5 separate regions of the Mus musculus genome follow, and regions 1, 2, 4 and 5 are each linked to region 3. The links are chromatin loops, found by intact Hi-C in ENCODE. Cell type or tissue: heart. All regions are shown on one strand. Links, peaks and the distances in the headings refer to the core of each region. The heading gives the core; the rest is flanking DNA.

Region 1 (5,789 bases), core at 324-5,323, 130 kb before region 3:
TTATACTTTCATCTTGGTGGTATTTGGTGTGGACACATTCTTTTGCACCCGAGCAAGCGGTCACTTGGAATGACTTCACATAAGACCCGCTTCCTTTTTATCCCTCCTCTACAACGGGGCCTACTGATGTATAGCACAGAGGTCCCTTCCCCTCACCCTATGCTTTCTCTTCTCTTTCATGATATCCTTGGTGTCCTGCAGCATCTTCTCCTTCCAAAGATCAAAGAAGTATGAGGGGTTGGTGTAGAATTTGAGTGCCTCTTTTCCATCGTCCCTGGGATAAAAATGAAGACGAGTAGCTGTCAGTAGAGAGATGAGCTCCCAACCAAACCCAATATCCCAACACCAACCACTTAGCAGTTTTTAAGGAGTCAGGACACCTTCGAATCAATTGTATGTTTCAGCTTCCACACCAGATTCTCAATGGCCCTAACTCCTTACAAACCTTGGCCATATCTTCAGTTCTCATGCAGGAATCTACATGGTCAGGGGCAAGAACAGGCTAGATTGGCCAGAATTCTGATTATTTCTAATCACCTGCACAGTTGACTCTGACAGAGATATCTAAATACTGTCTATCTCTAAGGAGACTTCTGCTGTTGGTTCCTCTTCCCTATCCATTCCCCAGGACTCTGTAGAAAGCACTAAGGTCTTTTGTTTTTGTTTTTTTTTGTTTTGTTTTCTGGTTTTTCGGGACAGGGTTTCTCTGTATAGCCCTGGCTGTCCTGGAACTCACTTTGTAGACCAGGCTGGCCTCGAACTCAGAAATCCGCCTGCCTCTGCCTCCCGAGTATGCCACCATGCCCTGCTGGTCTTTTCTAAGATTTTATTATTATACACAAGTATACTGTAGCTGACTTCTGATACACCAGAAGAGGGTGTCAGATCTCATTATTGGGTGGTTGTGAGCCACCATGTGGGTGCTGGCATTTGAACTCAGGACCTTCGGAAGAGCAGTTATTGCACTTACCTGCTGAGCCATCTCACCAGCCCCAGGTCTTTTCTACCTAAGTGTCTCTGTGTACAGTTGCTCTTCTCCACACAGATACAAGAGAGCAGCTACTTCCTGCTCCCTTGTTCAGTATTACTGCAAGGAGACCCACTGACACAAACGGCCAGCTGTTTTAAAACCACAAGGTCCATCGGGAGGCAGGGGCTGGCCACAAATCTCTGAGTTCAAGGCAATGGTGTGTGTGTGTGGGGGGGAGACAGAGACAGACAGAGACAGGACAGCCATGACTACATAAAGAAACTCTGTCTCAGAGCTGGGCGTGGTGGCCCACACCTTTAATCCCAGTACTCGGGAGGCAGAGGCAGGCGGATTTCTGAGTTCCAGGCCAGCCAGGTGTACAAAGTGAGTCCCAGGACTGCCAGAGCTACACAGAGAAACCCTGTCTCAGAAAAAACAAAAACAAAAAAAGAAACTCTGTCTCAAACAACAAAAGACCACAAGGTCTTAGTGGGTATGGCAATACATAGGACAGAGTGAGCTACTGAGTAACAACTATTTGCCATACTCCATGGGCCTGACTAGAATCTTCTACTTTGGTGTGGTGAAACTTCCACTGTTCAGAAAGTATGTGCTTTAGGGGGCAGGAAGCCAGGCGTGGCAGTGCATGTCTGTAGTCCTGGCACTGAGAAGCAGAGAGAAGCATCAGAGGTTCAAGGCCAGCCTACACTATGTGGAGAGAATGGATCACAAAAAAAGAACTATACACGGGGCTGGAGAGATGGCTCAGTGGGTAAGATCACCGACTGGCCTTCCGAAGGTCCTGAGTTCAAATTCCAACAACCACATGGTGGCTCACAACCAACCATAATGACATCTGACGCCCTCTTCTGAAGACAGCTACAGCGTACTTAGATATAATAATAAATAAATCTTAAAAAAAAAAAAAACTACACACAAAACATTTAAAAGGATGGTCTTAAGACAGCCTGGTGTATATATAAGCTCTAGGACACCCAGAACTACATAGAGAGACCCAATCTTTCTTTACACATACACACACACACACACACACACACACACACACACACACACACACACAGTGAATCAACCAACCAACCAACCAACCAAAACTTCTGAAAGACAATTCTACCCCTTGCCTTTCAAACTCCAAGGGCACATCTATATCAACCACCACCACTGAGGGCACAGGTGTCTAGACCAACCGTTTTTAGTTCCTTTTAAAACATGCTTTAGATTTATTTTATTTTTATTTAATGTGTGTGTATGCGTGTCTCTGTGCACATATGTGGGTGCCCATAAAGGCCAGAAGGGGGTGTAAGAGCACACGCAGCTAGAGTTACTGACGGTTGTGAGTTTCTGCTCTAAGTGCTGGGAGCTGAACTTGCAGTAGCAGCAGATGTTCTTACGGGTTGAACTGTCTCTCCAGGCCCTGACAGCAACATGTTTATAGTAACCACTGCTTGTTTCTGTTAGGCCAAGTCCAGATAACTGAGAGGAAGGAGATACTAATTCTGGCAGTATTAGTATCAAAAAAAAAAAATAATACAGTTTCCAGAAAGATGAAACATCTCAATATTATTTGTCAATCCTATCCCACCATACAAACACTGTCTCATATCGTTTTCAGTACTATGAGGTATGTCAACCCTTTCTATCACACACTATCCCCAAACTCAATCAGACTAAAGAGTGACAGCCCTGGGGCAAGCAAGACTCCATATCCTTTACTAGGACCAAGGGCAGATATTCTTCTTGATCTCTGTGAGACGCTACCAAGCTCCTATTTGGGGCTCGAGGGACAGACCAGTGTCCTTGAATTCAAGAGGTACACACACACACACACACACACACACACACACACACACACACACTCTGCTTTTCAGTGTACCCATGCCTGACCGCCAGCACCCACGTCTAGCTACCTGTAACTACTTTTTATGGATACAAGCAAGATAAATATTCCCTTTCTACTTCTGCTCAGTTGGTCTGTTCAAGATGACATTAGCAAATCGCCAGAGGGGAGGACTCTAGGTTGTCTTTAAACCTACCATCTTCCTTTCCCATGTCTACCTACACCAGGGCTGGTCCTTACAGAAGAAACCATCCAAAGGGTGTTCAAAATGAAGGGACCGGCACTCACGTGGAAGGACACCAATACTCCCCACACTGTGATCCCCCCCTCCCCAGCAGCCAGTATGAGGCTGGTCCCATTAACTTGCCCAAACATCTGGTAATTTAGAGTTTTCTGAGAAAGTGGAAAGCCGGTTAGAATGTGGCCCCTGGGAATCCGTGTGCAGGACTGCCTGCTAACAAGTCCTCTTGCTTCTGTAATAACTAAATTCCTTGGATGGAATCCAGATGGACTTACTTTTCCCAAGTTAAACTTTGCAGCATCAATGGTACAGCAAACTTTCAGTACATAGGAGACGCGGCATGTCCGTCAGAGACCAGACAAGAATGAGCTAACGGTCTCTGCTGGGGTGGGCAGGGAGTTCAACAGTATTCTCTCTCTGATACAGATATTATCTTTAGAGATTTTAGACAATGCAGTTTTTAATCACACACACAGAGAGAGAGAGAGAGAGAGAGAGAGAGAGAGAGAGAGAGAGAGCGAGCGCACGGTTACCTGTAAGGACTGAGATTGTTAAGAGGGGGAGGAGCGTCACAGCTGTTATAGGTCTCTAAGACGGGCACCGGGAGAGAGTTCCTGTCAAAGAGCTTCTGGTCTTGGGTGGTAGAACTTCTGAAGGCCTTCCGAGTGTTGATTCCTTGTAGTGACACTGAGAGAAGGAAGATGGAAGGCGTTAGAAAATGGACGGCAGGCTATTTGAGCAAACACTGAGTCACACCGTCGGAGACGCCTCAGCTGCTGCCTTTCTTGGCAGCCAGGTTTTTTTTCCCTTCCCCCTCTGGGGAAGCCCCACGAGGCTGTCAGCAGCCCAGCCATTTCATGACTGAACAGATGAAGCAACACAAAGGTTTACTATGTGGCCAGATCTTGCAGGCCTCTCCATGGGTGAAATGAGTCTTCCAAGTACTTTTATGGTAGCAAAATACCACTGAGGGAAAGGAAACGTGAGAACAAGGGGACTGGGGGGATGGCAGTGTGCTGTGTGGTAAAGGGAAAAAGGTTTCTTTACACCACCTAGGCTTATGTCGCTTCCAAGTAGACGTATATCAGTCTCTCTGATCTCTCCTCTTGCTTTGTAACAAACCAGGGCAGGATTCTGAGGCACTCCTCGGCAGAGCCTGCAGCTCTGGCTAAGCCTCCTTACCTTCTTCTTCCTTGGGATCCAGCTGAGTGACTTTAACTTGTACTCGGTCAACCCGCTCAGCAAGGGAGTTTACTCGGGAGGCAAAGGCACTTGCCTGAGTACAAATCTCTCCGAAAATGTCCTCTGCATACTTACCTAGAAAGGGCAAACAGAGCAAGTCACTAGTGCACAGGAGTGAGAGGAACCAGCCCAAAGACTAAAGAGTATATCGTACCCCAAACACACACACACACATGCTTGTTCTTGGAGAAAGAGACAGTTTCCATAGCCTGGTCACTCTGTGCTTATATAGTCCATAACTAATAGAACCTCTTTGGCAAATTCTGAACAAACATGAAATTAAAAGCAGGTTCAACAAAATCGAAAGGTGCAATGTCAACAAGTTAGTCCCGGAAAAGCAGCCAGTGTATGCAAACATTTGTCCTTGGCTCTCACCCTCCTGTTCTGTAAAGCACCTTGTAAAACGGCTCTGAGAGCAGCCTGAAAGTTAGAGCAACAACTAGGCGTCCATGCTTAATACACTAAATTACGTCCTCAGTTGAATTTCAAAAGCCCACTGAAAACCAAGATGTGGGTATCTCTAAGGGGCCTGAATTTTCCCACCCCACACAGAGATGCCAAATTTCTTCTAAGGGTGAAAAGGTCACCTTACATTCTCTAACCCACAGCTTTCAAAGTCTTTGCTCCAGGTTACAATCCTTCAAATCCACACCCCAGGGAACAAGCGAAAAGCTGAGATATTCAAGCCCTCCCTGAAAAACAAGACACCACTGGTCTTTTTCCACAAGGTCTCACTTTTTAGAATAAGAAAAGAGTTCTGTACTTTCAACCCTGAATGCAAGGAGAATTTGTAGCCAAAGAAACCGCCATGTGGAATAAATACCTCCACACTGTTATTCTGAGCCGCAAGGGATGGGAGAGGTATGAGGAGTAAGTCTCCACACCTCGGATGCTCACGCACAAAGGGAAGGCAGCCGTAAACGACTGCCCAACCTGACGAGAGTTTGAGACCTAGTTAAAGTAAGGTCTCATTTTTTTTTCCTTTAGCTTCTAAGCTTAGTACATATTTAAGGGGGAATTAGGCTAACCTAGCCTGGAAGGGCAAAACCACACCCTCGGGGTAAACTGCAGTTAACTTGTGCACTGGGAGCTCCTGGTGCATTTAATAAATCAAGGAGGAGCTCCCAATTCTGCATACTGCACGCTTCCATGCAGCAACAGTCAAGAGGCATTCCTGAGCTCAAAGGACTCAGAGGCCAACATGCTGCGTCCCTGCTCTGCTGCAGGCAGAAGGTCCTGTTTGATATGTTGATAATACAGCAGTGCTCCTGCTCCACCAGGTAAAGAAAAATTGTGTTTGGAAACAAAAGCAAAGAAATAACGCAGGATTATGCATGGGAAATGAACCAACCTTAAAAACACCCAATGGTGGTGGCTCCCACCTGTAATCTTAGCACTTGGGAGGCCGAGGGGGAGGCTGTTTGTTCAAGGCCAGCCTGGACTACATAGTGAGACTCTGTCTCATAACAAATGTAAAAATT
Region 2 (5,789 bases), core at 319-5,318, 78 kb before region 3:
GCACTCAAAATCTAGTCAACAGGCAAGTGTTGTTTTTGGAGACAGGGTTCCTCTGTGGCACTGGCTATCCTGAAACTCACTTTGTAGACCAGGTTGTCCCTGAACTCAGAGATCCATTTGCCTCTGCCTCCCGAGTATTAGGATTAAAAGTGTGTGCCACCACTGCCAGGTCTGAACCATCTTTTATCATACTCAACTCATGTTACTGCCAGCACAAAACTCACCAAAAAATATTATCAAGCAGTTACAATGTAATCTATCAATAATATATCAATAGGCTCAACAAGTAAAAACTTCACAACCTGACAACCTTGAGTTCAACCCCTGGATACCAGATGAAAGGAGAGAACTGACCCCCAAAGTAGTCCTCTGACCTCCACACACCTTCTGTGGCACACATGCATCGATTGCATCTCTCTCAATCTCTCTCTCTCTCTCTCTCTCTCTCTCTCTCTCTCACACACACACACACACACACACACTAAATGACAGATAATTTATTTGCCTTTATTTATATGCATTGGTGTTTTGCCTGCATGCATGGCTATGTGAAGGAGTCAGATCTTGGAGTTACAGACAGTTGTGAACTGCCATGTAGTGCTGGGGTTGAACCCAGGTCCTCTGGGAAGAGCAGTCAGTGCTCTCAAACACTGAACTAGAAAGATAAACAATTATATTTATATATATATATATATGTGAGTACACTGTCATTCTGTTTAGACACATAGAAGAGGGCATCAGGTCCCATTACAGATGGTTGTGAGCCACCATGTGGTTGCTGGGAATTGAACTCAGGACCTCTGGAAGAGCAGTCAGTGCTCCCAACCACTGAGTCATCTCTCCAGACTAAGATAAACAATTCTTAACCTGATTATGTATTGACATCAGAGCTCCTATGCCACTTAATAAGCACATTTTTCATGAAAAATCCTGATATGACCAGTTTGAAGCTCTGATCTTTAGGGATTACAAACACAAAAGAAATATAAGACACAGTTAAGTTGGCTTGAGTTTGTGGTGGTGGTGTTTGTTTGTTTGTTTTTCAAGACAGGGTTTCTCTGTGTAGCCCTGGCTGTCCTGGTACCCACGCTGTAGACCAGGCTGGCCTTGAACTCCCAAATGCTAAGATGATTTACACAGAATCACAAGCATATCTTAGCATGTAACATGCTAGTTCACTATTTTACAATTACTTTCAATAGTATCAGCCCTTATGAAATGGAAGAAAGTGGGTAGTCTAGATAAGACTCACTCCTATTCCCTAGTCCAATCCCACAACTACTCCACCTCCAGCTTCCAGTCACCATTCCACACCCTCTCTACATCCCCGTCAAAGTGCTGTTAACAGACGCCATGGTGCCCTTCAAATCGGAGGATGAACTGAATGAAGGCTTCAAACACAATGGTCCCATAGTCTGTGGAACAAAGTTCTTAAAATCTATGCTGTCCTGAGGTTTCTTACAAAGAGAAGAAATCCTTCATTGTCAAACAATGTACTTCATTCTATGGTAGAGGTAGCTCAGAAGAACTAAGACTACACATCATATGACTGAAGATGAGCTTAGTTGGTAGAGCACTTGCCTAGCGGGCATTGAGGTCCTGGCTTCGATCCGTAGCACCACAAAACCTGGGTATAATGGCCCAAGCCTGTTGGGAGATGGTTTTGTGCACTGTGTAAAGGTCTTTGTGTTATCCACATGCTGATCTCTGTACCCCAGAGAGTGGAATATGTCCAGACTTTGGTAATGTTACTTTTGTGGATCATCACCTGTCTCAGTGTTTTGTAAACATTCTTTCTTCTCCATCACCTCCTGATTGGTTTAATAAAGAGCTGATCAGACAACTAGCTGAGAGAAGAGAATAGGGAGACTTCCAATCCCGGTCAGGGGGTCCCAGAGAGTGAAGAAGAAAGGAAAGTGCCAAAAACAAATAAGGAGTCACCGTGAGGTCACACGGACCAGAGCAAGCCAGGGCAAGCCATGGATTGAAGGTAAAGGGACACATGGATGGGAATGGACAGCATTGGAAGGTTAGGATAGCTCAGAACCTTCCCAGCTTAGGCTTGTAGCTTGTTAATAAAAATACCAGGTCTCAGGCTGGAGAGATGGCTCAGTGGTTAAGAACACCAACTGCTCTTCCAGAGGTCCTGAGTTCAATTCCCAGCAACCACATGGTGGCTCACCAACCATCTGTAATGAGATCTGATGCCCTCTTCTGGTGTGTCTGAAGACAGCTACAGTGTACTCATATAAATAAAAGAAATTAAAAAAAAAAAAAAAAAAAAAAGCTGGGCGTGATGGTACACGCCTTTAATCCCAGCACTCAGGAGGCAGAGGCAGGCGGATTTCTGAGTTCGAGGCCAGCCTGGTCTACAAAGTGAGTTCCAGGACAGCCAGGGCTATACAGAGAGATCCTGTCTCGGGAAAAACAAAACAAAACGAAACAAACAAACAAAAAACAGGTTTCTGTGTCTTTATTTGGGAGCTAAAAGAGGCTAGAGCAATGTAGAAACGCCCTGTGTTTATTTGGGAAAAGTGGCATAGAAAATCCACCAAGAATTATTTTTAGACAAGTCTCTAAACCCAGAACTAGAAGTGGAGGTACAAGAATCAAGAGTTCAAGGTCAGGGGCTGAAGAAATAGCAGTTAGTAGCACTAGACGTTCCTTCCTCTAGAGGACCTCGGTTCAGTTCCCAGCACCCAGACAGCAGCTCAACTGTTTGCAGCTCCAGTTCCCGGGTATCCATGTCACCAGGCACAAACATATGCATGCAAACAAAACACCCAAACACAGAAATCTTTTTAAAATAAAACCAACAAACAAAAAAGACGTCAAATTCATCCTCAGCTGCATAGCTAAGTCCAGGCAAGCCTGTACTACTAGAAACCTTGTCTCAAAACACCAAGAAAAACAGAAAGGAAAAAAGAAACAATTTGACCCAGATTCCATCTCCTAGTGATTATCCCACGTTACACTAAGCATCACCCTGAAGGAAAATCAGCTCTAAAGTCCTGCAAACAGGGGGCTGGCAAGATGGCTCAGCCGGTAATAGCACTGACTGCTCTTCCGAAGGTTCTGAGTTCAAATCCCAGCAACCACCTGGTGACTCACAACCACCCGTAATGAAATTTGATGGCCTCTTCTGGCACATCTGAAGACACCTACAGTGTACTTATGTATAATAGTAATTTAAAAAAATCTTTAAGGGCTGGTGAGATGGCTCAGCAGGTAAGAGCACCCGACTGCTCTTCCAAAGGTCCTGAGTTCAAATCCCAGCAACTGTAATGAGATCTGACTCCCTCTTCTGGTATGTCTGAAGACAGCTACAGTGTACTTACATATAATAAATAAATAAATCTTTTAAAAAAAAACTGTATTCATTTAAAAAAATCTTTAAAAAAAAAAAGTCCTACAAACACCAATCTTTGAGTTTACAGAAAATAAAGACCAAACAACCTACAAATTATTATTTATAAATGTGGGGGGAGGACAGAGAGGGTGGTGATGTAATTCAGCTGGAAAGAGTGTCTGCTTAGCAGAACCATAAACAGAAAAAGGTGGGGGTGGGGGTCATTGTACTTTTATCAAAACAAGTACAGAGAGAGTGCTAAAAGGCATACTTCGGAATCTGAGAGAAAACGCCCACTGACTACATTTTAATTAAAGTAAAAGTTTTACATCACAGGAAAAAAAGTTTTCTACACAACACTATTTTCAGACACTGAAATCAACTTTGCTGTACAATATTTACTGTATATCTTGCTTGCATGTATGCATGTGCAGTGTGCATGTGCAGGCTGCCTGACATCAGAAGTGGAAATCAGATCCTCTGGAACTAAAGTCACACACATTCACACAAAGCCAAATGCTCATACAGACAATTAAAGGTAAAATAAAATATATTTTTTTAAAAAGACACAAGGGGCTGAGGAGATGGCTCAGCAGGTAAGAGCACTTGTTGCTCTGGCAGAGGACATAAGTCACTACATAAGTTGTGTGATTCACAACCATTTAAAAAAAAAAAAACCTTAAATGTCAAAAACCAAGTGGAGTATGCTAATGCTTGATGCCTATAATCCCAACATTTGGGAGTCTGACACAGGAAAATACTGGGATCAAGGTAAGCCTGAGTTACATAGGAAGACCCAGACTCATAAATAAATAAATAAATAAATAAATAAATAAATAAATAAATAAATAAATAAATAGCAACATTAAAAAGAAAATGACAACATGGATATAATTAAATGGGCAAACATATTTTTCAAGTGCTGGTGGCTTTGCACCCTCTAGTAGGAAAGTCAGATTATGTTAAAACCCAGAGTTTGTAATCACAGTTAAAACTCAGACAAAGCCTGGGAAGTATGATGGGGACAACGAACCAACAGTGATGACTCAATAAAGAGTCCCTTAATCGTTTACTCTGGAAGATTTAAGACCTAAAGTTACTTCATTCTATATTCTAAAATCTAGAAGACCGTTCTCAAAGTCCAGCCAACTCAACTGCCTTTTTCTGGGCAAGCGGTGCCTCCCACATGGCCCGGGACAGTCCTTACAGCTCCCTGACAGGAAGCAGGCTTGCAAGTCCTTTCCTTCCTTCCTCTAGCTGCTGCTTTTCTGGTTTTAGAATTTCAAACAAAGAAAATACATATTGGCTCCACAGCTCAGAAACGCCCTCTTTCTCAGCAACTTCCTCCTCGGATTTCCCTCCCTAACACTGGCACATGAGAACAATACCCACAGCTGGACCTGCTATTTTGATTAACCCAAAGCTCTGGCGGTTTGGAAAACTTAAGGGCTAAGGTACCCAGCTACTCCTACTCAAAGTCCACTGCCTTTACTCATCTGCAAGATAAGGAAAGAACAAAGAAAGAAAGGCTACACTTGAACACAGGCAGGCCATTGAAACTTTAGCCCCAAGGAACCCAAAGAAATTATACAACAGATGGATAAATTCTCCCTCCCAATAAAATGTAGCCTTTGTACAGAGGAGAGAAAGACACTCTGATGACACCACCTGGAGTCAAAACTCATGTCTCTATACAACAAATATTGGTGACACCTGCCTGGGACTCAAACGGAATCCTCTGCTGTCCTGACACACTTCGAAGTGATTTTTAACACTCAGAAATGGCCCTTCCTTAGTCACAAAGCAAGAAAAGGAGATGGGCTTATAATTAATAATCCTGAGCTTAAGACCTAGCCTGTCTCCACACCAAAAGTGAAATCAACTCTCCAGGCTAGACCCCTCCCTCCATTTATGACAAAGCAAACTTTGTAAGAGAACACTAACTTATCCCTGCGCGCCCGGTGCTTCCCAGAGGAAACACCCTCACTTTGGTAAGTGCCACACGTTCCGGTGTCACCCTGAGCAAGTTACTTCTCTGAAACCTACTTGACTTCCTCACCAGTAAACTTACAAGGACAGCTGGAAAAACTAAACAAGCACTTATACCTAAGGTTTGGCACATAGTAGGACAACCATTAACATTTTCCTTGGCTTTCTTCCTCTTCAGTGCTGGGCTTAAACGCCAAGGGTAACCCCTGATCTCTGAATCTATGAACATTTCCTCATCTCAAAGGACCACAGGACTTAGCCCTTCCCTGTCACGATCTGGGTAGCACCCATGCATTGGTACCAGTGGCCCGTAAGCCAAGGCTCCTTTCTGTAGGGCTCATTCTGTGCACATGTGCGCGTGCTCACACACTCCTCCACAATGTCCCTACCCCCAGCCTAGCAGCCAGGGTCCCCAAAGAGCACCTCAATTACTTTATGGTCCAAATATGGA
Region 3 (5,789 bases), core at 547-5,546:
GCCATATTGCCCAGTACTGGTCCATGGGGAGAATGCAAAGCTGAATCAGGGATAGGGCAGTGTGGGAGAGTACATTCCTGTGGACCCCTGGGGTAGGCAGCAATCTCCAAGCCACTGACAGTTCTAAGCACCACCAAGGAGGGCAAGGCTGACCTGTCTGTTCTGCTCACGGCACCTCTCAACATCTGGAAAGGAATGCAGCCCACAGGAACTGCGTGCAGAACGTTGCAGTCCACATACACAAGCCTCTGCGTCCTCACAGATACCCAGGAGGCACTGTGTGGTTTATTATCCTGGTGCTACAGAGCAGAGAGGCCCAGAGCCCTTGTGAACCTCGCCTGAAGCCACACAGCTGCTCAGAGGCAGAGTTCTCAATTCTTTTAAGGCCAAACCCTCTTTCTCCTCTCAGCTCCTGCAACAATCCTTTAGCCACTTCTGCAAAGGCTCCTTCTAGAGCTGTGGTCTAATTTAAGGCTGGGAGGAACACTGAAATTATCTAAGCCATTGGCTTCTAAACCCTGAGCTCAGGGGAGCGGAGGAGCTGTGTAACACTCCAGATACCCAGGCCCTAGTCCAGGAGGGCCTGACTCACACATCTGAGGGACATCTGGGAAGCTGTCATTTTAATCTGCAACCTCCCCTCCCCCAGTGAGTACCCTGTGCTCTAGTTCCATTTTACAGAAGAAGAAGCTGAAATGGAGAGGTTAGAAGACTTCACTGTTCGTCCATTCAGGCTGGTCTTTATTTCTGTCCACTGCCCCGGGCTGCACCCTTCGCCTCCCCTGCACCTGCTAACTCAAGGCTCTCTCTCATGTCTGGCTGTGGACCTGTACCACTTCTAGCCCAGCTCAGCACTGCCCCTCTCCCTGCCCCCTTCTTCTCTATTTCCCACCCCCCCCCCATGTACACACACGCCTGCACCCCCAAAAGATCTCTCAATGTAACCTGGAACTCTTGTGTGCACCATGATGGCCTAATGGCAGCTGGGCAACCAAGGAGAACCTTGAACTTCTAATCCTCCTGACTCCATCTACCTACTCCACGTACCTAATGGTATATTACCACACCCAGCTTTTGCCATGCTAGAAACTGAACCTAGAGATTTGTGCACAACAGGCAAATACTCTACCAACTTGGCTACATTTCCAGCCCCTACCTTCTTCCTGGGCGTCAAGGTTTTACTCTTAGTCGTGGTTGGTCTGGAAATCACTATGTAGACCACGCTGATCGCACCCTTGCAGCTATCCTCCTGCCTCTCTGCCTGTGCTGAAGACACAAGCATGTACCACTCCACCCAGTGAGCCAGCTGGCACTGCTGTTCTTGAAGAGAGAGCACCTTCAGAGTGTGGAGGCAGCCAGGCAAGGGTATGCATTTGGGAGGCAGAGGCAGAGGCAGGTGGCTCTCTGAGTTACAGCTGAGCTTGGTCTACAGTTCTAGGACAGCCAGGGCTACACAGTAAGAGCCTGCCTCAGAGCACAACTCTAGGAAGTGGCTTGACCTGGCTTTTGGAGATACCTACACCAGGAGTCCCTCTCCTTCCTCACTGAGGGTGGGGCTGGCCAGGCCTTCCTGCCTTAGAGACCTCCCACTTGGGGCCCAAGGGCGTAATCTTGGCAGAAGAGACAAACCTCCTCTGCAGTGGCTGCTTCTGCTCCACCCACCCATGAAGACCTTTGGCCACATCCTCCCGACTGTCCACTGCTCTTTTGCAGCCTTAGGATCTGAGGGAAGCAGTTGGCTCCCTTCCCCACCACACCCCAACAGGCAGCCATTCTCTTGGCGTCTTCTCAAAGGTACCATCTAGCCCAAGTCTGTGAATGAAAAGTCAAAGGGTCCTCTGTCTGCTTGTCTGCTTCTGGGTCAGTGTCTGAGCTTGCCCACAGGGACAGCAGCTGGCTAGGAGGGGGGCCCCAACCTGCAGAGCAGAGTGCCGGGAAGCGCCAGCCCACATCCTTGATCCCCAGCCCCACCCTCCCCCACTGTGGCTGTGACCACCCCACCCCTTCCCCAGCCCTCCTCCCCTCTCACCCACCCCTAACCTCCCCTGGGGAGCCAAGCTGCCAGTCCCAGCTCTCACTTCCGGCCTCATGACCCTCTCTGCAGCCTGCGAGCACTCCCCTCCCATTTCCCTCAGCCCCCTCAGTCTGAAGGCTCCTGGATGTCCTTAAGCTCTTAGCAGTGGGAAACATGGCTGCTCTGAAACCTTCCTCAGGCCCTCTCTTCTCCACGGAGGCGTTACCTCCCAGGACTGCCAGCCCCCTTTCTCTCAGGAATTTCATGTTTCACTCTCTTGGTCTTCCCTTCCTTTTAGCCCCTAGTGCCCACCTAATTCGTAGATCTTCTAGCAAGCAGACACTTGCCCTAGATCCTAAGAAGGACCAGTCACTTGTTTTTTTTTTTTTTTTAAGATTATTTATTTATTACATGTAAGTACACTGTAGCTGTCTTCAGACACACCAGAAGAGGGAGTCAGATCTCGTTAGGGATGGTTGTGAGCCACCATGTGGTTGCTGGGATTTGAACTCTAGACCTTTGGAAGAGCAGTCGGGTGCTCTTACCTGCTGAGCCATCTCACCAGCCCCAGTCACTTGTTTTGCATTTAAATGTGAACACAGAGAGGCTTAGTCATGCCCTTAAGGACACACAGCCATGCCAATCAGCTTTGTTGTCACCTAAGTTTGGTTTTGTTGGGATCCTTTAAGTCAAATTGCTTCATCATCCAAAGATTCAGACTAGCCCTGGCCTCCTCAACTATCTCAACTACCACTTCTAATCTCTTTTCCCCCAGTTTGTTATCAAGATGCACTACCTCCCCTGACCACTAGGTGTCCCCCTGGAGCCACTGATGCCCCAAGGGGAACTGGTCCTGCCCCGCCCCCATCATCTCCCCCAACCCCAGAACAGTACAGCACTGCATACCCCACCCTACCCTATCCTCAGCCACACAGAGCTCCTTTGTACAGCCCCCGCCCACCCTCTTCCTGTCCAGAGTGGGGCACCTGGCAAGCAGGTCTGTTCCTGAACCGCCCCCTGCCAGCCCCTTGCCCCGAGTGCCAGGTGTGTAGGCGCCACTGCCAGCTCTCACTGAACCCGAGGGTCACCTCATTGGCAGCCCTCCCTTCCTCCCTCCGAGGTCACCCAGGGACTGTGCTTTCCGCCCCACTCCACCCCCATTCCCTCCTGCCCTTGGCCCTTCCAGACTCCTGTCCTTGTCTTTCCTTCTGTCTCCCAGAGGACTCCCTCTTCCAGTACCACTAGCACCTCCTCCCACCTCTCTCCCGCCCCCGCCCACATCCCTCCCCAGAGAGAGCCAGTTCGGCCACGCCCCTCACTGCCGACCAGGTCGGAAGAACTCCTCCCCCTGGAAAGTCACTGTTGAAAAGGAAGTGACTTCAGCAGTTTGGCCACAAGGCTGGGCATTGCTGAGCCCAGCGCAGCCCAAGTCCTGCCCAGCCCACCTCCAAAACACAAAGGGAGCCATGTGCACATGCCACCTCACCTTGTGCTCAGAACCCTGAGCACACACAAACCCACCCAAGGGTGTTTGAGTCTTGGTCCACTAGTACCCTGTGTGGTAGACAGCCCAGGATACCCACACCTGCATAGGATCCATAGCCAGCAGTCACCACTACAGCACACATGTGAAGCTCTTAACTATTCCCCCCACATAGGCCACTTATGTAACTCTTGCATACACAACCCTGTGCACTAAGGACAGAGAGCCCCACACACCTGCTTGCACACAGACCCAGCACAGCACATTTACAGCCTCACATCCTCCTGCAGCCCTGCCTCCCCACCCTTCCCATCCCTGGAGGCCCAACCCCCATGCAGACCTCAGGAATGCTCCTTTGGAAGTTGGGTGGGGTTTCCAGCAGGCTAAACTCTAAGGAGCTTCCTGGAGCCTGAGGCTTCATGTGTCAGTTCAGGGAGTTGCCTCTATAGGGCAGGGCAGCCCCACCTGGCCTCTGTGGCTGGGAGCCTGGGTGGGCTAAACCTGGGCCACAAGAAAGATGGGTCCTGCCATGGCCTGCCCTGCGGCCAGCTGCCGGGCATGCAATCACACCTGGACTACCATGGCCTCTCAGCTCTGTAGAGGAGTCCTGGGGAGGTCAGCTGCATATATCAGGCACGCTGGCTTCCACCTCTGCCCTGAATCCTGGTCACCGTCACAACCCATCTCTCCGCCCAGTTCTCCAGGTCATGGAGGCATAGGGAAGAGTCCTCAGGCTAGGAGGCAGGATGCTAAGGGACTCACTGTGCCACATGAGCCTCTATTCCCTTCTCTGGATAATGGGGAGTTCGAATAGGCTAGATTAATGTCTCTCTCTCTGCCTAAGCTAAGAGGCGATCTTTGTTACACTGGCTCACAGTTACCTGCGCAGGCTCTGCAGAGGCTGGACTCAGCAAGAAAGGGCTGTCTCCACCAGCATCAGCTTCTCCAGGGTAGTCTTTGCAGAGGCCTGAGCAGTGCCACTCCCCCGGTCACCTGGGACCCTCGGCACTCACTCAGCTGGCTTGGCTCTGGGGTCCAGGCCGATGGGTAGACAGTCAGGCAACCTCCCCATCTGTAGAAGCAAACACAGCACACCAAAGATAAGCATAGATGGAGCATGGACGGAGGAGTCAGGCAGAGGGCAACTGAGCCAGGTGGGCATGCTCCACAAATACCAGTCCTGATCTGACTTTACCCCACTGCAGAGGCTCAGTACCTACCTACCATCCCACCTTCTTTCTTTGAACTCTTTAAAAATGCAATGACTTGGAATGGAGAGATGGCTCTGTGGTTAAGAGCACTGGCTGCTCTTGCAGGACTCTGGTTCAACTCCCAGCAACCACATGGCAGCTAACAGCTGTCTGTAACTCCTGTTCCAGGAAATCGGACATCCTCACCCAGACATACACGCAGGCAAAGCACCAATAATACGCATGAAATAAAAATAAACGACTTTTAAAGTTACTTTTAAAAAAGACTTAATTATATTTTAAATGTTTTGCACGCCTGGTGCCCACAGATCAGAAGAGGGCGTCAGATCCCCATGGAATTGGAGTTACAAGATGGTGGTAAGCTACCCTGGAGGTACTGTGAATAGAGCCCAGATCCTTGGAAAGAGCAATAAGTGCTCTTAAGCCCTGAGCCACTTCTCCAGCCCCCAGTCCCTGTCTCTTACATCCCAGACTCCTGTTGAGAAGCAGTATCTTTGCAAGTCTAGATACTCACACGTGTGCACAAACAGCACACCAGAGAAAGTGGAGGGAACCTGGCCTTGGCTCAACTCCTTATCCTGTCTACAGCCTATATATTCTTCCCCATTTTCTCACCCCTAAAAATGAGGAGTGACATCTTATGAAGCAGAGAGACAGCTCTGGGGCTGGTAACTGTACAAGTCTGAGTCGCTGTCCCTAGAGGAAGAGGAAGGTGTGCCCACTGCCATGGAGGTGTATGTGGAGCTGGCACCTGCCCAATGCCAGCAGCAACTGGATATAGCTCTTGTTTTTAGATACAGGGTTTGTTTAGGTCCCCCTAACTGTTCTGGAACTCATTCTGCAGACCAGGCTAGCCTAGAGATCCACCTGCCTCTGTCTTCCTAGAGCTAGGCTTTGAAGTGTGCACCACCACCCCGTCTGGTTTCTTTAATAACCATGGCCTACCTTGCCACTCCAGTTTCCTGCCTAGTAGCTGGCCCCATTGTCTGCACTGAGGCCGGGGAGAGTGGGGGAGTTTAAGAACCAAGCATCACAGAAGCTTATAGGTTCTAGTTACTTGGGAATGTGCATTGGTGAGACT
Region 4 (5,789 bases), core at 567-5,566, 110 kb after region 3:
AACCTGGCTAACCCAGTTGGCCATCAAGCCCCGGGGATTCCATGTCTGCTTTCCCAACCCTGGAGTTGCAGGTACAGAGTGTCACACTGGGCTGTTGTACGTGGGTCTAGAAGATCAAACTCATCGTCAGTCTTATGCTTGTGTGGCAAGCACTTTACTGACTTCAGTCATCGCCTAGCTCTGGCTTTTGTTTTTCTTTTATTTGTTAGGACACAAGGTTGCACTGCATGACCCAGTCTGACTTCAAACTCTGAATCCTGAGGTCCTCTGTGAACCCTGAGCACTGGGCTTGCAGGGGTGTCCCATGACATCACCTACATCTTTCTACCAAGAATAGACACTGGGGGGCTGGAAGGACGATGGCTCAGCGGTTAACAGCACTGACTGCTCTTCTGGTGTGTCTGAATATAGCTATGGTGTGTAAGTGTACTCATATAAATAAAAATAAGTAAATCTTTAAAAAAAATAGACACAGGGGACCTACTAGGAGGACCTTACAAGTGTCTTCCATGCTTGAGGGTGGCCAGCTAGATGACAGGGAAAGCATATGGGTGAATGTGAATAGATCTGCGTTATATACAAAGTATATACTAGGACTGAGGTCATAGCTCGCCAGTAGCAGGCCTGTCTAGCGTTTCATTCCCTGAACTATAATACAACAGCAACAACAATACTTAGAAGACATGGTCTATAGGCTGAACGGTTGATGGTGGGTGAGGCAGGTGGGTAGTCAGAGGACATTACAGTTGCCTGGCATGGCAGTGGAAATCAGACAGGACTTATGGAGCCCCTTCAGTTTCAAGGAACTGTTCTAGGCTTTCTGGGAGCAAATGCTGCTTATCTGCCTTAGGAAAGCTGATTAACCTCTCTGTGCTTTGGTGGAACGCCCAAGAATACCCCGGAGGACTGCTGTGAGGGTTAACATGTGCAGGAAGCTGGATGTGAGGACTGGGAGATCAGTTCTGAGGTGAGAGACTGATAGTCACGGCTGGTGCTCAGGCCTGCTTCTTAGTGTCACCAGGGCTCCTATTTCCTTACTGGTCTTTTCCTCCCCTTCCTCTTCCTCTTCTTCTTTTGGAGACAGGATGTCTCTGTGTGTGACACTGACTGTCTTGGAAGTCCCTCTGTAGATCAGGCTGGCTTCAAACTCACAGAGATCCGCCTGCCTCTGCCTCCTAAGTGCTGGGATTAAAAGGCCTGTGCCACCACCGGGCTTCCTTACTTCTTGTGCATAAAAATAGTGATATGGTAAGGCAGTGGTACCAATACCTGTCTGTGCACTATAACCACCTGGACAGTTGCTTTGCTTGTCTTTGTTTTTAATTCCAAAGCCCAAGCTGTACCTGAGACTTATTAGACAGCAACCTCTGTAGTAAGAACAGGTACCAGTATTTTTGATGCCTCCAAGTGGTTCCAGGAAGAGCACTGTGGTAGTGAGAAACAAGGCATGTGGCTTGGGCCCATCTGCCTGAAGGCACCCGTACTTTAAGAGGAGAGGCCTGTAAGAGACACTAGCTTGGGGTGGGAGGTTCAGAGAAGAGACTGTGGACTCCCGGAGGACTGAAAACACTCTCCCCTCTTTCTCTGGGTTAGGATCTGGGGTGCTTCTGGCAGAGGTGGATGCTGAAAGCTGAGCCCCCTGTTGACGCAGAGTTCCTGCTCCGGCAGGTAGGATGGCTCAGTGGGTAAAGACACGGGTGACCAAACCATAGTAGGAGGGAATGAGCTCCTGTGAGCTGTGCTCTGACCTCCAGAGGAGCGAGACAGTGGTGAGGCAGAGGCCCAGACACACACACACACACACACACACACACACAGACTTTGTGACACAGCCGTGTTGTGTCAGGAGTGGCAGCCCCCCTGCTCTCTGCTCAGGAAAGGTTCCAGCAGAGTTCTCTGTCCCTGACCTTGTTAAGGACGCAGGCTTCTCCATAGGTGTGACAGGAGACACAACCCTGGACAAACAAGCTGTATGCCTGTATGCGTAGGGCAAAGGCAGCCAAGTCGCCCAGCTTGGGCTGTGTGGTTATTTGCATGACCAGCCTGGCACTTCCTTGGTGCTGGCTACAGGGACGAGTCAGCTCAGTAAACAGATCCTGTAAGGATTGCGGCAAAGCTTCCATCTGGAATCATTTGTTTGTTCCGATAAAGAACCTCTGGATCTGGATCGAATCGCGTGTCCCGTGTTCTTGTGTCCGGGAGCTCACCAGCCCTCCCCTCCCCTCTCCTCTCCCCGCTCCTCCGCCCCACTCCCACCCCCACAGCCTCTGACAGGGCATTACGTCTTCTGCTTGCACAGTGGGTGCATGCAGTTGGGAACAAGCTGGGGTTTTGAGGCCGAGAACTTGGGGCTGGGTTTCTCTATCTGAGTTTCTGAGGTCAGGCACTGAAACCTGGGTACTTGTGGCTAGGTGCTTGGACTTGCTGTCTGTATGAGCAGACAGACCTGTTCCTGCCCCTGTCTCTTCCGGGTAGCTTCACATTAATGACGCTGTTTGTCCTGCCTGTCTATCTTAGGAGATGGCAGAGGCTGAAAGGCAAGAGAACGCTCTCCCTGGCCTCTTCGCCTGCCTTCCTGGGACCCTTCCCTCTCCTCACCGGGAGGCCTGGGCGTCCTAGTCTTCCACCCCTCCCCCCAGCCATCTGCTTAAAGGACGTGGCTCCTCAGTTCTTCACAGGAAGCCACAGGCCTCTTCTGCTTCAGCAACCTCCGCTGCTGCTGGCCCAGGCCCCTTTCCAGGTCAGCTTAGTAACGCCCGGTTCTCAGCATTTCCCTGTACCGCCAGCCAAGAAGCCTGGGTGGCGGTGGCGTGTTTCTCTCTTTCTCCTCTAAAACCTTATGGCTCTGTCGGGGGGTGGGGGTGGGAGGTGCATAGGCTGTGAACTTGAAGACAGACCTGATGGCAGAGAGGGTCCTGAATTGTGGAACTAGGGGTTTGGGAAGGAGAGCAGGAGGAAGGTCCTTCAGAGACCCTGGGAATGATCACTCCAGCGTCCAGGCTTCCTGCTGCAGAGCAGAAGCCGAGGTCCATTCATTTCAGTCTCGGAAGACTGTGGTGGAGACTGCCCCAGGGAGGGCTTTTAGTAATTGCGGAGCAGCTCAAGGATAATGAGGGCTGATGAAGTCTAGCCCGGGACTACAGTGCCACCTGGTGGTCATGTTCGTACACTGCACCATGAGATTGTGGCGCCAGCCTTAGGAGGGGCTGACTGTTAAAGGGTACCAGGGCCTGGAAGGAAACTCCCTAGATAAAGGGATTTGATGAAAGGTCAGGACTAAGTCAGCTGACATGGTATGCCTGTAGTCAAGTGCTGGAGGAGCCTGCGGCCGAATTGTTGAGCCGAGGAGTTCAAGGGCAGCCTGGTCAGCACAGCAAGAACTTGACTGCAAGGTGCTGGAGAGACGGCTCAGCAGTTGCTGCTCTTCCAGCAGACAGAGTTCCATTTAGTGACTCACAGTGACCTGCAGCTCCAGCTCCGCCCTCTTCCTGCCTCCCTGGCACACACCCATCTTTAAACCTTCAAGCTAAAAACAAAGACACATCCTCTAACGTCCACACTTGGGAATGACACTCTTGGTCTGGATGAGACTCCTTTAGCACCATTTGACAGACGAGAAACCTGAGGACCAGAGATGACCTTGACATTGTCTTACAGCAAGACAGTCAGAAACCGGGGTCTGAATTTATTTTATTCTATTTTATACTTGGGATGGAGCCCAGAGTCACTGAGGTCTAATTTGGGGCTCGTCTTAAGATGTAGCTCCAGAGTAAAAAGCATTCTCTGTTAGTTTCTAGTCACCCCCTTTGTGACCAAACATGGCACTGCCCAGCACCAACCCCACTTTAGTCACCAAAGTTGGCACTACAAGATGGCTTTTCCCCAAAATAAACTCTGCTCTGAAGCAAGAGGATCTGAGAAGGCCAGGGGTTACAGAGCGTGTGCGTTTGCTCAGCAGACACTTTAGAAGAGGAAGCCCAGGGGGCTGGAGAGATGACTTCTTGGTTACAAGAGCTCCCTGGTCTTCCAGGGGACCCGTTAAGTTCCTAGACCTCACATCAGGGAGTTAACAACTGTCTGGAACTATAACTTTTCTAAACCGCACACATGCACACACTTAAAAACAAAATCTCATAACTGGGTAGTAGTGGTATACCCCATTCAATCCCAGCACTCAGGAGGTAGCTAGCATATCTCTTCGAGTTTGAGGCCAGCCTGATCTACAGAGTGAATTTCAGGATAGCCAGGGCTACATAGAGAAAGCTTGTCTCGAAAACCAAAAACAAACAAAACAAAACAAAGCCTTATAAAAAGCCAATCGCATTAGCAGAGGAAACCTCCTGGCTTTAAAGAAAGCAGATTTGGGACCCTAAAAACGCAAGGAACTTGTCAGGCTGCAACCCTGCAGCAGGGCCATGACTCAGTGGTGTGTCTGTCTGAAGGCCACTGCCAGAGACAATTCTAAAAGAGACAGATGTCACGTGGCCCTGCCGCTGCTGTGTGTCATCATGTCGTCTGGTGCTGTGTGAACGTAATAATCAAAACCCGTGAAGACAGACAAGGGTAGGGGTTATCGAAACAAATGGGGGTGAAGAGAAGGCGAACAGGAAGGAAGAGGGGGCCTCGTGGATTCACTCTGAGCTGCAAGTAGGCAGGAAGTAGGTTCCTTGTGCGGTGGGGTCCTTAGCGCCTGGTACAGTGCCTGGCGTGGATTGATCACTCAGTAAATGTCTAGGGGATGAAGGTGAAGAATTAAGCTGCATTCTGAGAGAGCAGTATGCGGCCATCGTCAGGGTAATTCAGCCTGAGGGATTGCTGGGGACTGGGACTCAAAATCCAGCAACCCCAATCAATACTCAGGAGGCCGAGGCAGGAGGAGCATCATGAGTTTGTGGCTAGCCTGGGCTACATAGTAAGACTCTGTCTCAAACACTAATTAATTATGCGGTTGGAGAGATGCCTCAGGGAGTAAGAGCACTCTCTGTGCTTCCAGAGAACCTGGGTTCAGCTCCCAACATCCATACAAAAGCTTATAGCTAGCCATCAGTACTCCAGTTCCGGGGGATCTGACATCCCCTTCTGGCCTCCTTGGCCAGTAGACACACACACACACACACACACACAGTGCACAGACGCACACTCAGGCAAAAACTCCTCCCATATGCATAAATTAAAAAATAAATAAATAAATATTTTTTAATTATTAATTAAGGTATATATATATACATATATGTATATATATTTTAAACTAGACTTGTGGGAGTAGAGCTGTACATCTTTCTTTGATGATGTCCACGGGAATAAATGGATAGGGGCGCCCCAGGACAGAGTAGCCCTAATTAGATGCCAATCTTTGGGAGAAAGGGAGAAGAACTCTGAGCCCCTGGGAGCCATGCCTGGCTGCAAAGTTAGATTTTTGAATTCCCAGGTTGCTCCCTGGTTATTTCCTCCACTCCCTCATGGTGGCGGCGGCTGACATTTACTGACTGCTTGCTGTTTGTCCATACCATGGCCAAGCCTTTCTGTGCTGTGCCTCTGCCTCATGCGTACGTCTGCCAGACATGTTTCTCTGGGGACAAGCCAGTGGTGGCAAACAATTGCCATCTGCAGAGGTGGCCCTGAAACCGAGGCCAGGCTGGAACAAGCAGGGTGGGAAGAGGAGGTGACTCAGGAAAACTGTGAGTTAGCAGAGGCCTCAGGGCAGCTGCCTCCAATCCGTCCTCACTGGTGCTGCCCCGGGGGCTCCAGGTTGCCTAAACCACGGTTCTTTGGGAAGCAGCATCTATGGG
Region 5 (5,789 bases), core at 426-5,425, 62 kb before region 3:
CTTGGAAGAGACAGACAGAAATGAAAGCCCTAGAAACTGCCTGCTGCTCTGCTTCCCTCGGAGGCCCCAGCTCGGTGGAGCCTCCCTGCCTTCCCACTATGCCCATGTGCCACCCTCTTCTCTTCCTCCTCCTGCAGGCAGGTGCTCCAGGCAGGGAACAAGGGTGGGCGGCAGGGTTAGAGAGACCTGGGTTCAAACCCCGTGCCTGCCACTTAACCAGCAAGCAACCCTAGCAAACCGTTCGTCCTGCTTCCATCTCATTTCTTTAGCAAAAGGGACAACAACCAATCCCTGGCTCTTTGGGCTTTGGTAAGAACTAAGGAAGATGGCAGATTAAACAACAACAACAAAAAAAGTCTGATGTGACTGTGACCAAAAGGCTCAAGGAAGAGATAATAGTGACAGCAGTTGACATGATGCCCATATGTACCTGGCTCTGCTCAATGCCTTGAGGAGAGGAGAGAGATCTGTCTGTCTGTCCTGACTCTGTTCCCTTGGCAAAAACATGTTATGTTTTTTTCCTCCTGCCTTCAGAATCCTGCATGCACCTGAGGTGTATAGCCCAGAGCCATAGCATGGACAAAGCACTTAGCCCCAGCAAGACCTGAATTCACTCCCCAGCACCCATCCTCTGCCCCCTCCCCCCACCCAAAAAAGCCCAAATCCTGAACTTGACCTCCTTTCCCAGTCTCTTCATTTAATAAGCATAGATTGCTGTCTGCTCCTGTAGAGGCTTCTGCAGGGCACCCGTGACCCAGGATCAATCTAGCCAGCCTCTGTCTGAGAGTGTCTCTTAATGAGAAAGAAGCCATACCGAAGAACCAAAGAAAGCCTTGGGAGTGGGCTCAGTAGCTTATGCTATAGTGCTATAATTCCTTCACTGGGGGGGGGGGGGGGAAGGGGGGAGGCAGGGGGAGGGGGCAGGGATGAAGGCAGGAAGATTAAGAGTTCAAGGTCATCCTCCTCTTTACATAGCACGTTTGAGACCATCCTGGGCTACCTGGAACCTGTATTAGAAGCAAGAAGAGACAATTCAATGGTTGCCAGGTAGCTGGCAAATCCGAGGAACTGAGTTTGATCCCTAAGCTCATCGTGGTGGGAGGAGAGAAATGATTCCTGCAAGTTAGCTCCTGATCTCCAGACACACACACACACACACACATTCTAAATAGGCAACAGAGTGGAGAATGCCTGCACTTCTAGCAGGTTCGAGGCCATCTGAGGCCTAGCGGTCATGGCTGAAGCAGGAGGATTGCAAATTCAAGGACAAGCAACAGAGTGAGTTCACACTACCCTAGTCAATTTAATGAAACTTTCTCTTAAAATACAAAGTAAAAAGGGTGTGTATGGGGTGGGGTCACTCAGTGGTAGAGTTTGCTTAGCCTACCTGAGTCCCCCAGTACATGCACGCGCGTGCGCGCGCGCACACACACACACACACACACACAGAGAGAGAGAGAAAGAGAGAGAGAGAGAGAGAGAGAGAAGTCGCCTTGCTTTGATGGTAATCTCTGTGCACTCCTTGGGTAATGGGAGAGCCATAAGCAAGTAAAAGAGTATACAGGCAGAGGGAATCGCATGGGCAGAAGTCTAGGGGCAAGAGAGAAATGGTTTTCTGGGGAAAAGAAAGCCTCTACAGGGCTGATGCCTAGAGAGGCAGAGATGGAGGCTTGTGTTGGTGAGAGTGCAGGGCACGCACTCGTGGAAGGTTGCTCTTTGCTTTTGTTTTGAGTTACATGAATTTATCATAAATGGGAGGGGCCCATAGCCTTCCAGCAAGTGGGAGTTGAACTCGGTCATCAGGCTTGGCAGCAAGCAGCCTTATCCACTGTGCCAGATCCAAGGTCTGAGCTGGCCTGAATTGTTTTTTTGTTTTGTTTTGTTTTGTTTTGTTTTGTTTTTGAGAAAGGGGTATTACTAGTATAGCCCTGGCTGGGCTATATAGTAGAGGCTGACCTTGAACTCTGGACAGTCCCACTCCCATGGCTTCCTGAATGCTGGGATTATATGCATGCACCACCTTCCTCATTGGCACCAAAGGCCTTTAATGGGGGTACGCCATTGCCAAATGGCCCTTTGCAAGATTTCTCTGAATATCTGGGGAGGATCTATTTATGGTTTGCATTCATTCATTCAAGACACGCATAAGGCACAGAAGCAGATGTGGGAACCCCACATAATTAAAGCGTCCTCAGCTGGAGCAAAGGGTAGGGCATTGGCTGCCATCGTGCTGAGGCTTCCGAAGAGCGAAGACTTAGAATATGAAAGTAAACGGCGGCCGGGCGGTGGTGGATTAAAGGCGCACGCCTTTAATCCCAGCACTTGGGAGGCAGAGGCAGGCAGATTTCTGAGTTCGAGGCCAGCCTGGTCTACAGAGTGAGTAGTGTCCTGGGACAGCCAGGGCTACACAGAGAAACCCTGTCTCAAACAAAACAAAACAAAACAAAACAAAACAAAAACAAAAAAGTAAATGGCTCTCACCAAAAAGAAGGAGAGAGGAGGGGGGGGGAGAAGGAGGAGGGGGAGGAGGAGGAGGGGGAGGAGGAGCAGGAGCAGGAGCAGACAAGTCCTGTACAAGGCAACAGCAGTGATAGGAACATATAGGTGATGGCCCTGGGGGAACTGGCAGTGGAGAGACCAGTGAGTGATTCATAGAGAAACAACTGACGGCAGGAAGAGGAAGGATGGGCTGGGCTAGGGTGAGCAATGCAGATCCTGTAACCTCTGGTCTGGAGAAAATGGCCAAGTGGGCAGGGCCATGAGATCTCCCACCAGCCCCCTCTGCAGCTCCCACATGTTCTCAGCCCTGCTGAGCCCCTGCAGGTTCCAAAAGACACGCGGACCCCAGAAAGAGAAGGAGGTGGCAAGGATGAGGGCGGGCAGGCGGGCAGGCGGGCGGGGGACAGGTCTAGGCCTCTTGCTGGAGCCGAGCCTTCTTTCCAGGGCCTAGAGCCAACAGGCTGGCTGGGAAGGCAGAGGTTGCAGGCAAGGATTAAGGAGCCGGTTGATTTTCTACCCAAACCAGAGCTCTCTCTCTCTCTCTCTCTCTTTCTCTCTCTCTCTCTTTGAGGTCCCCCAACCCCTCCTCTTTTTTTTTTTAAAGAAGAATGTTCCTGTACACGCACCCAGAGGCTTTTGCAGAGCTGGGAAAGCAAGCCAAGAAGCAAAAGGGAGGAAGAAGACCACGCCTCGCCTGGCAGATTCCTAATGGCCCAGGAGACCAGGGCTTTGCAGGGGGAAGCTGCTGCGGGGGTGGGGGCTGGCTCCAGCGGGAGGGGAGGGAAGGGCAGGCAGAAGGACAGCCACTTGCTGGCCAGTGACCTTGGGTGGGATGCTGCTTGTCTCCCGGCTGGTGTGGATGGAGGAGGAAGGCAGGGACAAGGCTGGCCGGCTGAGGTCACAGGAAGGCCCCTTCTTGCTTGAAACGTGATCTCGGGATATGGAGCCTGCCAACCTGCCCCCAGACCCTGGGCCAGCAAGGATGAAAGGCTGTCTGTCTCCTGCTTCCAGACACCACCACCAATAGCAACCCCCACCAATTGCCCCCCCTGCCCCCCCTCCCAAAAAAAAAAACCAGGCCCAAGAACTCCAACTTGGAGATCGACAAAGCTGCTGCAGCTGGCTGGAGCCAGTTGTTGGACTCCCACCCCACTTATATCATCCCACCCTCCCTTCCTTCAGTTTGGTGGACCCAGAGAGGGCTAATGACCTGCATGAGGTCACACAGCAAGTTGGAGAAGCTGAGCCAAGACTCACCACAAAGTCTGGACTCCAACTCCAGACTTCCTCTTCTTTCCCAGAAGTCCCACTGCTGGGAGGTTTATCCTGGGGACTTGGGGCGGGGTGGGGGTGGGGGGTGGGAATCTAGGGCCAGGAAGGACAGTTCAGAGCTGTATCTGTTTGAAGTCACAGCACAACTTAATGTGGACTAAAGTTCCTTGGTTTTGTTTTGTTTTCTTTTGTTTTGGTTTAAGACCAGAAGAGAATTCCAGGCCCCTGCTGAAGCCTGGACTTGCCCCACTGCCAGGGGAAGGAATGTGGTCCTGGCCACCACAGCTGCTGGTGGTCATCTGCAGCTCCAGCTTGCGCCTTTCTCATCCCAGCAGGCCCTGGGACAAAGGCCTCTCTTCTCAGGCCTGTTTCTTCCAGCCCCCTAAGCCACCACCTCACAGACAGACCTGCTAAGTCACTGTGCAATCTGGCCCTTAGTGTCTTTTCTGTAAAATGGGGCAGTGTGTCTCTCTAACCCACTTCCCTGCCTTGAGGTTCAAAGAGGCAAAGTAGCAGAAACCCTGATCGCTCAGCCCCCCTCCCCCAGCCCTCCCCCATCCCTCCCCCATCCTACCTCCTCTCTGTCCCTCTAGCACTAGACTTATGACCTCCTGCTTTCCCTAGCAGCGGAGCCCAGGCTAGCCTAGGTCAGCTGACTATCACTCTAGGAAGCCTGTCCTTCCCTCCAGTCCCTATGGGCTTCATTGGAATATTTATCACTGTCGAACTGAAACGGTTAAAGTGTGTTGTGGGATCTGTCTCCTTCCTGAAAAGGAAACAATGACAGCTAACACTCCACTCTAGCCATATAGGTGCCATTAACGTCCCCATCTTACAGATGACAAAAAGAACCCAAAAGGTCCCATCACTCGCCTTAAGTCATAGTAAGCTGAAGGTCGAGCCAGGACTCACCGCAAGTCGGCTGCAAAGCCAGACTTCCAATCCATACCCGAGGCTGTAAGCAGTGTACCGCTAATGATGTCTCCCCAGCTCCCAGCCCAGCAGCCAGCATCCACTCAGTGATCCATTAAGGTGGCTGAATGCATACACAAATGGCTGAGGGATGCACATGAACGTCTGGAGAATAAAGCATCTTGTTGGGTAAGCTAGGCAGGTGGCGGGCGAGTGAGGGTCCCCACTCTGAACTACTGCAAAGAACAATTACCACATTCTTTCCGCAGTATGGAAGCCACCAGGGACACCACCTTTCACTCCTCCCCCCATTTCATCTGCAAGAGCCAACTGGTCCCCACTGGAACCCCAATGTTTGCTTGGTGTCTCCCCAGTGTACCCCTTCCTCTCCACCTCTTAATAAGCACAGGCTGGCCACGTGTAGCAGAAGGAGGGTGACCTAGAACCTTCCTCCTCCAGACACATCCAAAGTGCAGCAATTAAGCTCCATCCGGCCCAGATCTTTTTATTCCTAGAGGCATGTGTGTTTGGAGAGAGAGAGAGAGAGAGGAGAGAGTTGGAGGGGTGAGTATGGGTCCATACGGGTCCATACCTACGGGGTCAAGCCTTTATCCCTTAGCCCTAAGTACATTTACCTGGGAAAACATCTCATCTGCCTCAGGCACTGCTCTTTCTCTTGAATTTTTTTTTCCTTTGTTTTATTTTGTTTTTGATTTGTGCGTGTGTTTAAATTTTTCCGGTGCCGCTTGCTCCAGCCCCGCTTGCTCCAGCCCTGCTCCGGCCATATTTATTTCATATATGTGGGTACATGGTCGCTGTCTTCAGACACACCAGAAGAGGGCATCAGATCCCATTACAGATGGTTGTGAGCCACCATGTGGTTGCTGGGAACTGAACTCAGGACCTCTGGAAGAGCAGTCGGTGCTCTTAACTGCTGAACCATCTGACCAGCACCTCTATTAGATTTTTGTACCAAGTTCCTCCCAGATTGTCTTTCTCTAAAACGCACCTCTAAACTGGGCATAGTGGCCCATTCCTTTTATCCCATCACTTGGGAGGCAGAGGGGCAGAAGGCTCTCTGCAAGTTCCTGGTCTACATAGTAAAT

The links. Hi-C counts contacts between places; a loop is a spot of excess contacts. Peaks named below come from ENCODE experiments on the same cell type or tissue, not always from the same donor. Only the 100,000 strongest peaks of a DNase experiment are listed, where the experiment ranks them.
Region 1: a loop joins it to region 3, with 2.0 times the contacts of the local background. A loop is called at or near these places in 3 of 42 quality-filtered maps.
Region 2: a loop joins it to region 3, with 5 times the contacts of the local background. A loop is called at or near these places in 3 of 42 quality-filtered maps.
Region 4: a loop joins it to region 3, with 5 times the contacts of the local background. A loop is called at or near these places in 10 of 42 quality-filtered maps.
Region 5: a loop joins it to region 3, with 5 times the contacts of the local background. A loop is called at or near these places in 4 of 42 quality-filtered maps.

Annotation. Positions count from the first base shown.
Region 1 is chr4:133,183,563-133,189,351 of GRCm38, reverse strand. Wasf2 (WAS protein family, member 2) reads right to left here. Exons shown (of 9, transcript NM_153423.6): 3 at 4,249-4,383; 4 at 3,600-3,753; 5 at 157-274. Among named protein-coding and RNA genes, the nearest start is that of Mir7017, 9.2 kb to the left of the region's middle. In heart, for the core only: a CTCF peak has its summit at 2,277 (motif pointing right); DNase peaks (open chromatin) are centred at 3,211 and 3,871; H3K27ac peaks cover 2,179 bases.
Region 2 is chr4:133,131,087-133,136,875 of GRCm38, reverse strand. All of the region lies in intron 1 of Wasf2 (WAS protein family, member 2), which reads right to left. Among named protein-coding and RNA genes, the nearest start is that of Wasf2, 3.3 kb to the right of the region's middle. In heart, for the core only: a CTCF peak has its summit at 3,301 (motif pointing left); a DNase peak (open chromatin) is centred at 4,635; H3K4me3 peaks cover 1,069 bases; H3K27ac peaks cover 1,068 bases.
Region 3 is chr4:133,053,793-133,059,581 of GRCm38, reverse strand. Ahdc1 (AT hook, DNA binding motif, containing 1) reads right to left here. Exons shown (of 7, transcript NM_146155.3): 3 at 4,379-4,569. Among named protein-coding and RNA genes, the nearest start is that of Gm26615, 27 kb to the left of the region's middle. In heart, for the core only: a CTCF peak has its summit at 2,800 (motif pointing right); DNase peaks (open chromatin) are centred at 581, 1,581, 3,181, 3,851 and 1 weaker place; H3K4me3 peaks cover 2,238 bases; H3K27ac peaks cover 3,850 bases.
Region 4 is chr4:132,943,064-132,948,852 of GRCm38, reverse strand. It overlaps Gm36518 (a long non-coding RNA gene), which reads left to right. Exons shown (of 5, transcript XR_881471.1): 5 at 210-431. Among named protein-coding and RNA genes, the nearest start is that of Gm36518, 15 kb to the left of the region's middle. In heart, for the core only: a CTCF peak has its summit at 3,152 (motif pointing left); DNase peaks (open chromatin) are centred at 1,802, 2,262, 2,492 and 3,152; H3K4me3 peaks cover 1,029 bases; H3K27ac peaks cover 4,287 bases.
Region 5 is chr4:133,115,203-133,120,991 of GRCm38, reverse strand. No RefSeq gene overlaps it. Among named protein-coding and RNA genes, the nearest start is that of n-TGgcc1, 3.5 kb to the right of the region's middle. In heart, for the core only: a CTCF peak has its summit at 3,316; DNase peaks (open chromatin) are centred at 2,821, 3,241, 3,711, 4,071 and 1 weaker place; H3K4me3 peaks cover 829 bases; H3K27ac peaks cover 3,652 bases.